Linked DNA regions of Homo sapiens: region 2 is linked to region 1. The links are chromatin contacts, found by Hi-C or POLR2A ChIA-PET in ENCODE. All regions are on one chromosome and are shown on one strand. The core of a region is the stretch at or near the end of the contact, and the rest is flanking DNA. Distances in the headings are between cores, read along the strand shown.

What was found. Hi-C counts contacts between places; a loop is a spot of excess contacts on that map. ChIA-PET counts read pairs that join two places held with the same protein, here RNA polymerase II (POLR2A). Pooled maps may share reads with other maps.
Region 2: a loop to region 1 is called in a pooled map, with 1.9 times the contacts of the local background. The contact joins two enhancer-like sites. A Hi-C loop is called at or near these places in 2 of 50 pooled maps. POLR2A ChIA-PET finds 5 or more read pairs at or near these places in 2 of 52 experiments (GM12878 and T-cell).

The regions. Positions count from the first base shown.
Region 1 is chr7:35,867,585-35,871,140 of GRCh38, reverse strand. All of the region lies in intron 4 of SEPTIN7 (septin 7), which reads right to left. Among named protein-coding and RNA genes, the nearest start is that of SEPTIN7, 68 kb to the right of the region's middle. Within about 2 kb of position 1,845, at least 2 of the 41 ENCODE cell types and tissues checked have a DNase peak (open chromatin) inside an H3K27ac peak, as active enhancers do; they include GM12878, where a contact is called at or near this core.
Region 2 is chr7:35,726,999-35,730,697 of GRCh38, reverse strand. No RefSeq gene overlaps it. Among named protein-coding and RNA genes, the nearest start is that of LINC03013, 12 kb to the right of the region's middle. RefSeq lists enhancers at 156-405, 1,316-1,415, 1,866-2,015. Within about 2 kb of position 1,342, at least 9 of the 41 ENCODE cell types and tissues checked have a DNase peak (open chromatin) inside an H3K27ac peak, as active enhancers do; they include GM12878, where a contact is called at or near this core.

The DNA of each region.
Region 1 (3,556 bases), core at 596-3,095:
AAAAGATATTTATCCACCAAATATATACTATTGGCAATCTGAATATTAAGTATTAATATGCATTATCATTAATCTGTAGATTAAAAAAGTAAACATCAATAACAGTTGTAATATTTTCTGATCATCCTCAGTATCAATGATTGATGCACATCATTTAGGAGATCACTGTCACATACCACACAACTAAGATAACATGTCTATTATCAGGTTACCCTAATAACATGAGAGAGGCAAAATAACTCAGAGAAAACAATCAGATTCATCAGTGTGAGATCATGAGAACCAAAGGAAAAACATTTTTTTTTTTTTTTTTTTTTAGTCAGGGTCTCACTCTGTTGCTCAGGCTGGAGTGCATGGCAGATTATAGCTTACTGCAGCCTCACTCCTGGGTTCAAGCGATCTTCCCATTTCAGCCTCCCAAAGTGCTGGGCCAAAAAAAATGTTTAATGGTATCATCTCATCTAGTTTAGGAGGTTTACATTTTATCTGGTGATCTTCTAGCCAAAGGACAACCCAGTCAAATCTAACATCTCAATATCTTGAATTCACTTCCATCTCCTTTATAAAGACAGATCATTTATTCATGGTAACTGTGGCTGAAGCAGAAATATCCAAAGTAATCATACCACTCCTTTACCTACTTACTCTTTTAAATAACATAGTACTACACACTAGAAAGTGATACAACAATATAGTAAATCTACATGAATCATCTCCCAATTTTACTTCAAACTATTTCTGGTTCCTTTATTACCAAACGAAGCCCATTCTACCTTCAGTAATATGCTGTATACCAATTACACATTTTAACTTAACAGCTTAAATTTTAAGATATTTCCCTGTTTTTTAAAAAAAATCAGTTCAACAACTTAATTACTTATTGACTTGCTAAGACAAATGAAGATTTGTATTTTACACACTTTAAGGAATGTTTATAAAGCTTCTTTTCTTCTCTGGCCTACAAAATTCTGTGTATCCATACACGGTCAAATACAAAGAAGTCAGCGACATATGGAAGAGATCCAGAAAACACAACTAAACTAGTGCCATTCACAGGATCCGACTGTATCCTATCATCTGCTTTTACAAGTATCCTCATGGGATCCATGGAAAACAAATTAGTTGAAGTCCAAGAATTTCAAACTTTTCTAACAAATCTATTCCAAATGGCCACTTTCCCACGCACTTTCCTTAAGCAGGTCACATCAACATCTTTATGGCATCACTCAGGGTTCTCTAAGATTAGCTGCATCATTTAATACCAAAAGAATGAATCAAGGGCATTTTCAACTGTTTTTCCCTGAAAAATAAATAAAACTAAAGCTATCGTCCATGTATCATCTATGTATAATTCATCTATTGAGACCTCTTTTGGCATCTGAGATTCCAGAAATCCAAGGTACTCATTTTCTAATACTGAGTGTATACAGTATACAAGAGTTCCAGTATACTGAGTTTTCAGTTTTACCATCTGAGGAAAAAAAGTCAAACAATGTTTATTATACAGTGTCATATAAACTAACCTAACTTAATGTTTACATGCCACTTATTAAGGTAAATAAAAAATGTTATTTAATTAAGAACATAACATTTTGAAGAGAGGGTTAAAATTTTCTGTCAAGAGCCTACCTCTACCTTCACTTGCTCAAGAGGTAGCATTACAGCCAAAACTCTGAAGACATTGGAATGGCCTGAGATACTCCACTTAGCTCAAACACAAAAACTATCTATTTTGCTTATTTACTGGCTCAAAAGACAAATATCATCTTACATGTTTCATCGTGTTCCACAAGAAAATGAAAGAGGAAGTGACCAATAGTAAAACAGTTATGCTTAAAGAATACCTCCTTCTCATCAAGACCCAGAACTACTTTACTAAGAAAGTTGATCCCAAAACTCTAACTTGGCCTTCTATTCTGAACCTCTCTACCTCTCATATCCCTGTCTCCTTACACTGAGACCTCAAATCCCTTGCCCCTCTCATTTTCTATTAGCAACCTCCTTCCCAAAACCTTTATTTCTTTCCCTTTCCAACTCAAATCCCACTCTGGATTAACCCATCTTTCTATTCCTATACCATAAAATTCATGACTTTCAACCTCAACAAGAATTTCCCTGCTAATATTCCTCTTATGTGCTCCTTAGTCTCATGCCTCTCCCATTTCCCAGTAGGCTCTTCCCAAGCCCATGTCTGTCACAATGCTCAGTGAAGTACCTCATATCTCCACTTAAAAATGAGACCATTCCCAGTCTGTCTGAATCAGCACTGTACCTTCCATGGTACAGTGTGTGTGAAATATATCTTTTTCCTAAAGCTAATTTCTCAATATGTTCTAGGGAACTGATTAATTTCCATTTTAGATTCATCTTGACAACCGTTTACACTATTTCCCCTCTATCGTCAATCTCTCATTTCTTAGAGAATGACTTGCCACAGGATATAACCATTCTCAGGTCTCTTTTGGAAATCATCAAACCACTCTCTGAGTCCTCTATACTCACTCCTAGGTATCCCTTTTCATCCCTTCCTTAATAGCCATCACCCATCTTCACTGACTCACCACTCACTTCTCAACCCACTGCCATCTTGCTACCACTTCATTAAAATTTACCTTGCCAAGGTCACCTCTACAGCACCTTACAAAAGCATCTTTCTCACTAAGTCATAATTGTTTGTCCATATTTTTCCCACAATTGTGAGATCTTTGAGAACTTTTTGTCTATCATCATTGTAGCCCCAAAACTTAGTTTAAGACAAGCATTCAAATATGTTATGTGAATGGCTCAAAAACTATCAAAACTGGACCAGCTGTCAACAGGAGACTCTCCTGATAGGGCTCTGTGAAAATTTTTCAAGGAGTCTATCAAGTATGTTACCCCAGAGAAGTACATACTGCTTTCACCTTTTCTCACTTTCAAAATTTTGCACCCACTTCATCTACAGAGTTTGATTTACAAAACTTCAGGGACCAGCTGGGTGCGGTGGCTCACACCTGTAATCCCAGCGCTTTCGGAGGCTGAGGTGGAAGGATCAGTTGAGGTCGGGAGTTCGAGACCAGCCTGGCCAACATGGTGAAACCCCATCTCTACTAAAAATACAAAAATTAGCCAGGTGTAGTACGCGCCTGTAATCCCAGCTACCCGGGAGGCTAAGGCAGGAGAATTGCTTGAGCCCAGGAAGCAGAGGTTGCAGTAAGCTTGAGATCACACCACTGCACTCCAGCCTGGGCAACAGAGCAAGACTCCATCTCGGAAAGAAAAAAAAAAAACACTTCATGGACCAATAAAATGTTTCAAAGGGGAGCAGCGTAGTTTCCAACTAAGAACTTTAAAAAATCTAACAGTGTCATTGCACAAAAGAATTATCTTAATACATTAAGAGAAAATTAAAATGGACTTCAATCTCAGAAGAAAGGATAATTTCTTCCCAAGAAAAGACAGATGATACCCTTTCAGTGACATGAAGTATGATTTAAAAATTTTCAAATGCAGGCCAGGCGTGGTGGCTCACGCCTGTAATCCCGGCACTTTGGGAGGCCGAGGCGGGCGGATCACG
Region 2 (3,699 bases), core at 93-2,592, 140 kb after region 1:
TTGCTACAAGCAGCTGAGCTTAGTATAAGAAAATAGCATTTCTCACACCAGTCTTTCTTTATGGTTAACCAGACCACTAGACCTTCAGACGGCCTTCGTGGGTTGCAGGTTGAGTGTTTGTTGACAGAAAGGGATAAAGAACAAAGTCATAATGCATGTGATATATGGGGAAGTGAAAGAACAACTTTAAGTCCATTTGGTTAAGAATAGGAATATGAACTTATGAGGCCAACCCCACCTGGGGTTTCTGGCGTGGGAAGGGGCTGCCTCATCAGTGCAGGGTCACCCATAAGCAGGCATGGGCACTGGCAGAGCAGGGGCACCAAAAGAATCCCAGTACCATTACATGGGTGATGTTGGCTATTTGATATTTTGAAAAACATCTAAAATGTGTCATTGTAGGAAAAACCAGAACTTTGCTGGACTTCTTTACAGGCATGTGCATGATGGCATTGTTTCCTACATTAAATTACGTATGGAAGCACCATCAACTTTGCAGTGCCCAGAGTCTCTGAAGATCTTAATCTGGCCCTGCCGATCATGGTTGATGGGGCAGTGAACTCATTTCATCTATCATATACTTTCAAATATGTGTGTGTGTGTGTGGGTGGGTGGGGGGTTCCCATTATGTAATAAGAGGTAAATGGGATAAGAACAGTTTCTGTGTAAATCCTTGAGGAATAATAGTGGTCTTTGGGGAAGGTTGGTCTAATTCAGTTATTAACATTGGGGTTAGTGTTCTGAAAAGCTCCTATTCCTCCTTCAACACTTTCCCTGCGGTTACCTTTGTGAAGCTTTCTTTTCCCAGCTCCCTGCTCTTGCTTCCCCCAGCAATTATCAACTCCTCTTCTGTGCCATAGGTATTATATTTATCACATTGCATCATGCTCCCTTTTATTCACTTCTGATTCCCTGTGAGGCTCAGAGCTCCTGGAAATATGTCTCTTGTTCATTATCTTATCTCATTCATCTTTGTATCTAGCACAGTCCCTGAGACCTGCTGGAGGCTCTGAGATTATGCCACAGACAGTTTAAAACCAGACTCTGGAGGCTAGGGGAGTTTCTAAGAAAAAGATGTCCTTTGGTGACTCCGCTTTTAAGACATGTCAGGTGTCTAACACTGGCCCCCCAGCAGGACAGATGAGCTTGATTGCCTCTAGAGCTTCTCATTTCTCCTCACAGCTTTTCTGCTAGGCTGCTCGGTGACTCACAGCAGGAAGAGGAGGCATTGGTGCTAAACTGTCCCCTAACACCTCCTCCACCATGCCCCAAAAAACCAAAAATGACAAAAAAAAAAAAAACTAGCTGAGATACTTTGGGTTGCCGGGCCCATCACTTTCTGCTTTTCAGTTCCTTATTCTGTAGAAGTCATGAGTTGAAATGGGAGACCTAAGTTTCCTTCAGGCTGTAAACTCTCTGAGTCTTTGATACTACTGCTGGGCAATGGTCATCTCATACTCCTGCCCTCCTCCCACTCTGCAGAGCAGATCAGGCCTGGTTCCCAAGGAACAAGACCTGCACCCACCCCAGCCCCTGGGCTGCCCTTCTGTAGCATGTCTTTCCTTGCTGTCTGCCTCTGTGCTCTCCTGCTGTACCTTTCATTCTGTGGATCAAGCCTGCTCTCAATGGCCATTTTAACCAGATTTTATCTCTGTAAAAATGGTAAGTGATAAATTTAGAACATTACATATACCATGATGCTATTTATGTGTTTTATTTTCAACTTCATGTGCTGGCCTTTTGTCTGCTTGCTCTCAGATCCATTCCAGACCATCCTCTATCTGGGCTTTGTATCCTTGGGAACTACATTTTCCAGGCTCATTTCCAGACTGGCTAAGGAGAGCCAGTGACAGACACTGGAGAATGAGAGGAGGGAAGAAGACAGGTTATGTCTCCCTTTCTCCCTGCTTCACATGGTGTCTGATAGGTTTCGTCCATGTCTCCACCTACTGTCAGATAGCCTCTTCCTCTACTGCTCCAGATTTAGCTGGAAGTGCTGCCATGGTCCCAGATTCTTCCAGTTGACCCAAGCTCCTGGGCTCTGGTAACTCTGCTTCCTCCCTCTGTCCCTCCAGCTCCAGGGTTGATAGTGGCTTCCTGCTGTTCTGTGGCCACTGAACTCCCCCACCATCTCTGTTAAATTCCCTCTGCTTGCAATGTCATATCTAGCACTGCTCTGCCTTCTGATTGCACTCTGACTAAAACACTCTGAATGTATGTGCACAATGTATATATGTGCAAAAACACAAATATATGAGTATTCATCTGAATATACATGTATGAAAGCACATAATGTATGAAGATATGTACATGTATGAAAACACACAGAAGAAGATCTAGAAGTTTACACATGAAACTGTTAAGAGTGGAGTGTGTGTCTGGGAAAGGAATGGGACTGGGCTGGTGTGGAGTTGTGAAGGAGGATCGCGGCTTTTTAAAAAGTAGCTTTATTGTGGCATCATTTACATATAAAAGACTATAGCTTTTATATGAGTTTGATTTTTTTTACAATGAACTTGTATTCACATGTTGCTTATATAATATGAAAAATAACTAGTTAAAAATATTAACAGCAGGAGTGGGCAATATATCAAGTGCTTTAGCCTAAGCTGTAATCCATGTAGGGAAAGCTCTGCAGAGATGCTGACATTCATAAATGTTACTATTTACCATGTTCCAGGCACTATGCTAGGCCTTGAAGGGCTATCAATATGGGCATGATCCCTCTCTGTGTTATCTGCAATAATTAAATACACAATTTGTGTCAACCTTTACTCATTATGAAGAAGTAAAGAGGGCAACACCAGGCCTAGTCTAGTCAGTGTAGGCTCCCTTGAGGCCATGACTCACCAGCTAACACCCAAAAGTTGAGTAAAAACAGCTTAGTTACTGGAGGGACATGCACAGGCAGTAGGGGACAGTCAAGCTGAGCTGATGCTGATTGCTTCCCTGGTTCCTGTGCTCAGGGAAGCTGTTCTAACAAGAGAGAGTTCTTTAGAAAGTGTTTCTCATTGGAACCTGGTGGGGGTGTGGGGGTCGCCAGTCTATTGGAAGTGTGTGTAAATTATGGGAGGAGTCTGTGAGGGCTGTCGCCATGCCTCCCACAGTGCTGGACCCACTGTCTGTACCCCAGGTGGCTCTCGCCTGAGAGGGGGAAGCCAGTGGCATGCATCTTGCAGTGATTGACAAGGCTGCTTGGAGGTGGCTCAAAAACTAAGGACACTCTGGAATCAACAATGATGCCAAAGGTGCTGATGTCCATCAACCCCCTCATCCTTTGATAGGAACAACTGACATTTTTCTCAGTCTTTAGTATAGTAGTGTGCAATGTTCAAGACAAGTCCTTTGTTCAGCTTCCATCCATATTTCCAGCCATAAGTTCTCCTTGAAAAGAAATGCTGAACCTTGTGGTTAAAAGGTACCCATGGCGCAGGCTTCATTCTTCCAGAGCTTGTATTTTTCCTCTTTTTTGCATAATTCAATTCAAATGTTTTTTGCTTGAGTCTTGGTTTTCCAAATTTATAGATGTTTCAGCTATGGCTGTCATCCCCTTATTTTATTATAAGTCACCAATCTCCTTATTTTATTGTAAGCCACCCATTTTTTTCATGAGATTAGGTTACTCACAAAGTAGCCCATTAATTGCAATTATAGTTTAATTACAGCATGTCCAGGTCTCTCCAGACCATATAAAATCAG